2 separate regions of the Homo sapiens genome follow, and region 1 is linked to region 2. A link is a loop called in an ENCODE intact Hi-C map of the cell type or tissue named here. Cell type or tissue: PC-3. All regions are shown on one strand.

Region 1 (2,500 bases), 84 kb after region 2:
TAATTTTTGTATTTTTAGTAGAGACCGGGTTTCACCACGTTGGTCAGGCTGGTCTCGAACTCCTGACCTCGTGATCTGCCCGCCTCGGCCTCCCAAAGTGCTAGGATTACAGGTGTGAGTCTCTATGCCCGGCCTATTGTTACCTTTAAAAATATTAAAAGTCAACTAAAAACTATCTAGAGCTCATAAGGATCTACTGAAGCAACACTAAGGCTACTATGAGTAGGACACCTGTTTATTGTTTACTAAGTCAGTGGTCCTCACCTGGGACAGACTGGGCCTGTCGTTATTACATTATTTAAAGCAGGTGAGCTACCACACCATCCCAGCTATCAGAATTTTATGATTCATGAATTCCAACAATCACAATAAAAATAAAGCTGCATTATTTCCAACCATCCCCCATGCTCCTCACACAGGGCACCAAGTTTTCACATAGCCAGAGATGGTGTGGATGTTGGCATATTTTGCTACTTGCTGTACATGCCCAGTTTCTTAATGAATGCGGTCACTGGGAAACCAACCCCACTCCTTTTTCTAATGACAAAGTACAAGAATCAGTAAAAAAAATAAGTAAAGCTTAGGGATTGGGGGAAAAACTGTTTATTATCTAGCTCTTGTCTATCTCGTATGTTTATGGTTCAAGGATGTGCTATTTATTAACTGCCTCCCTCAAGTTATAAATCTTACACTCACACAAAGGCATAGGGGTACATTAGCTTCAAACTATCTCCTATATCCATTGATCTAAACAGACATGGGGAAAATCAAATTAACTCAAACCTCTTATCTAAATCAAAGTCTGCCAAGTCTGAAGGGGGAAAAAAATTGTTTTGGGGGGATGTGAAAAAAAAAATAGCAAGAAAGATGCTGTCTTTCTAGAAGCAACCCAAACCCAAATCCCTGGACAATTCTCTGGCTATCTTTTCCTTAGGTAGTGGGAGTTAAGGAGACAGTCCTGACAGGAGCCTGCATAACACAAATCAAGAAATTATCCTCACAGCCAAGGCTGGTGACACCATTCCTTAACCTGGCGGAGGGGAGCTTTTCAAGGCTTATGAACCAGGATCATATTATTCCATGTCTCTGAAGCTTGGGTCGGTCCCTCTGTCCTTTTCTCGTGCTAGTTTCTCTGTGATTACGCATTAAAATGTAGAGCCAGTCATCTCTGGCTCCTAGAGACTCCCAGGTTGATGAATGCACACCCGTCCTGGAATTTCGCCTGAAGACCAGTAACGGGACTCGGTGTGCCCGGGCCTGTTCGGGGCACGCAGCGCAAGACCCGGCTCCGCAGGGTGGGAAGATGCCCGAGCCCAGGGAGACCCGACCGAGACGCCCCCTCTCCTGCCCAGCGCGCCCCCTTCCGTCCCCAGCAAGAGAGCAAAGGTCCCAAGCCTCAATCCGGGCTCAAGCGACCAAACCCCTTTCTAGAGTCTGGACCACTCACCATTCGGGACAGAGCTGCCCCCAAAAGTTAAAATGAGACAAACGGGCGGGAAGCCCCCAGCCCCGGGGCGGGGCCGGCCTAGAGCCCTGCGCTCCAGCTTTGGGAGCTCACCCAGGCCCGGGGAGGGCCAGCCTGGCTGCTCACGGGACCCTCCCTTGTTGGCCCGGCCGTGGCCGGGAACCCACGCGTGGCCGGTGCGCGCTGCCAGTGCTGCAGCTGAGGTTCGGGTTCGGCCCGCGCCCGGCGTGAACAAAGCGGCTGCCAAGGCCTGGGACTGAGGGGACTGAGCCGCCGGCTCCACGCCGCCCCCAGGCCCAGAAGAAACACCGACTGCGGGCCGGGCACAGCACCCGGCCGGGGAAAGGACGCCCCGAGTTACGCGCAAACTTCCTTTGAATGGCGCCCAGGTGGGGTGAACCATCCCAAAGAAAGGAGGATGGGCTTGGGAAGGGAGGGCTCGGCTCAGGTCGGGGGGACCCCTCCGTCCCCACCCTCTCCCCGCCAGCTGCCAGGGAATGATGTCATCGCCTCTCCCGGCCCTCACCCCTGTCTCTGCCAGCCCCGCTTTCTCTGCTCTCCCACCCCAGGTCTGACCCCTCAGGGAGCGTGGCCAAGATTAAGAGAGGGGCGGGGGGCCGTGGGGGTGCGAGGTGTTCAGAGAAGAGTTAGGAGAGCGGGAGGGATCGTCCGTGGCAGCAGAGCATCTTCTCCCGTCTGGGCCCTGCCAAGATGATGCAGACATTCCTATCTGGAGCTCCGCTTTCAGGGATCTGTGCTCCCGCGGGCCGGGGGAGGGAGAGGGCTCGGGAAGGAACCGGCCGGGTGGAAAGTGCGCTGACGAGTCTCTTGTCCTCCCCGCCCCCACCCTGTCCCGAGCCCTGCACTCCCGACTCGCGGCCCACCCTGCACGCTGCACTCCCTTTAATTCACACATTTCTTCCACCAGCCTCAGGGCCGATTCCCCGCGCCTACCTCGGCTCTCCGGGCCGCCTCCCGCTGCTGCCCGATTCCGCGTCCGGAGCGAGCGGGAGCTGCAGCGGGCTCCGCGGACCG
Region 2 (2,500 bases):
GCAATTTTCAAGTATATAGTACATCGTTATTAACTATAGTCACCATGTTGTACAACAGATCTCTTGAACTTATTCTTCCTGTCTGAAATTTTATATGCTTTGACTAACATTTCCCCAACTTTCCCTCTCCCCGTCTAGCCCGTGGTAATCACCATTCTATTCTCTACTATGAGTTCAACTTTTTTATATTGCACATATAAGTAAGATCCTGTAGTATTTATCTTTCTGTGCCTGGCCTATTTCACTTAACATTATGTCCTCCAGGTTCATCCATGTTGTCACAATGACAGGATTATAATTTTCCACTGTGTGTGTATGTATGTATATATATATATATCTCATATTTTCTTTATTCATTCATCTGTTGACACTTAGGCTGATCCCGTATCCTGGCTATTATGAATAGTGCTGCAATGAACATGGGAATGCAGATATTGCTACTGATTTCATTTTCTTTTCTTTTTTTTTTTTTGTGGGGGAGACGGGGAGTCTTGTTCTGTTGCCCAGGTTGGAATGCAGTGATGCAACCTCTGCCTCCCAGGTTCAAGTGATTCCCCTGCCTCAGCCCCCTGAGTAGCTGGGACTACAGATGCATGCCACCACACCTGGCTAATTTTAGCATTTTTAGTAGAGATGGGGTTTCACCATGTTGGTCAGGCTGGTCTCAAACTCCTGACCTCGTGATCCGCCCGCCTCAGCCTCCCAAAGTGCTGGGATTACAGGCGTGTGCCACTGTGCCCAGCCTCTGATTTCATTTTCCTCGGATATATAAGCACTAGTAGAATTAACTGGATCATATGGTAGCTGTACTGTATAATTCTTAATTATAGACCAAAAATGAATACACACTCATATATATATAAAATATATACAGACTGAAACACAATTTGTGTATTTATACTGTAAAAAATAAATAATGATCCTAAGAAATAAAATATTTTTGTTATATTTATTCTTTTTATACATTTCTATAATCCCAGATTTACTTTCTGAAGAAACAATGCCCAAATCCTCTAAGCAGCCTATATTTGTGTTCTCATATTCCATACAGAACCAGCAGAGGGAGCCCAAATAACTTTTTAAAACCTTATCCATATTTAAGAGTTAAACTAAATTTAAGATCAGTAAACAGGGGGCAAAAAAGAAATCAAACAAAAAATTTTAGAGCAGTGTTTCTTAAATATTTTTTCCCTAAACTCCTTTGAGAAATGGATGAACGTTATCTTACACACATAATTTTGTAGGTAATTTCAGAGTTCAAACACCTAATGAAGCCTGCCTACCCAAGGACCTTGGGTTAAAAAGCCTTGCTGTAGGCCGGGTGTGGTGGCTCATGCCTGTAATCCCAGCACTTTGGAAGGCCGAGGAGGGCGGATCACGAGGTCAGGAGTTTGAGACCAGCCTGGCCAATATGGTGAAACCCCGTCTGTACTAAAGATACAAAAAATTAACTGGGCGTGGTGGTGCGTGCCTGTACTTCCAGCTACTCAGGAGGCAGAGGCAGGAGAATCACTTGAACCTGGGAGGTGGAAGCTGCAGTGAGCTGAGATCACACCACTGCACTCCAGCCTGGGCAACAGAGGGAGACTCCGTCTCAAAAAAAAAAAAAAAAACCCCAAAAAAACAAAAAGCCCTGCTGCAAAACAGATGAAAGAAAGATGTCCCTCTAACTTATCTTAGAATTAGAAAATGGGGGCGGGGCACTGTGGCTCACACCTGTAATCCCAGCACTTTGGGAGGCTGAGGTGGGCGGATCATGAAGTCAGGAGTTTGAGACCAGCCTGACCAACATGGTGAAACCCCATCTCTACTAAAAATACAAAAATTAGCTGGGCCTGGTGGCACATGCCTGTAATCGCAGCTACTCAGGAGGCTGAGGCAGGAGACCCAGGAGGCAGAGGTTGCAGCGAGCCGAGATTGCACCACTGCACTCCAGCCTGGTGACAGAGTGAGACTCTGTCTCAAAAAAAAAAAAAAAGAATTAGAAAATGGGAGGAATAAAAGTCAGAGTAGATATATGGATACAAAATTTGTATGAAAAAAGAATGAAGACATGGTAGATTTATCATATTTATTATTTCAACATTTAAAGGGATAAATAAAACCTCCTGATGACTTTCTAGAGTAATGTCATGTAGGGTTCTGAGTAAAGAACATATTTAATTTAGATTTAAAGAATCATAGTAAACAATATATAAATATCCGACGTATTTCACTTTTTCCCCCCCTTAAGCTAGAATCATTTCATTTTTTGAGACAGGGTCTTGCTCTGTCACCCAGGCTGGAATTCAGTGGCTCGATCATAGCTCACATAGCTTCAGCTCCTAGGCTCAAGCAGTCCTTCCAACTCAGCCTCCCAAGTAGATGGGACTATAGGCACACGCCACCACGCCTGGCTAACTTTTGTATTTTTGGTAGAGATGGGTTTCTCCATATTACCCAGGCTGGTCTTGAACTCCTGGGATCAAGCGATCTGCCCGGCTTTGGACTCTAAAGTGCT

The links. Peaks named below come from ENCODE experiments on the same cell type or tissue, not always from the same donor. Only the 100,000 strongest peaks of a DNase experiment are listed, where the experiment ranks them.
Region 1: it touches region 2 in a loop (2.3-fold over the local background); 23 of 110 quality-filtered maps call a loop at or near these places.

What each region holds. Positions count from the first base shown.
Region 1 is chr4:168,832,091-168,834,590 of GRCh38, reverse strand. The region is part of intron 10 of PALLD (palladin, cytoskeletal associated protein); the gene reads right to left. LOC124900809 (a long non-coding RNA gene) reads left to right here. Exons shown (of 2, transcript XR_007058361.1): 1 at 1-1,854. Among named protein-coding and RNA genes, the nearest start is that of CBR4, 180 kb to the left of the region's middle. RefSeq lists an enhancer at 2,048-2,500. In PC-3, a CTCF peak has its summit at 1,379 (motif pointing left); no DNase peak of the experiment used is centred here; H3K4me3 peaks cover 2,131 bases; H3K27ac peaks cover 506 bases.
Region 2 is chr4:168,916,163-168,918,662 of GRCh38, reverse strand. All of the region lies in intron 17 of PALLD (palladin, cytoskeletal associated protein), which reads right to left. It also overlaps a transcript of CBR4 not described here. Among named protein-coding and RNA genes, the nearest start is that of CBR4, 93 kb to the left of the region's middle. In PC-3, a CTCF peak has its summit at 1,113; no DNase peak of the experiment used is centred here.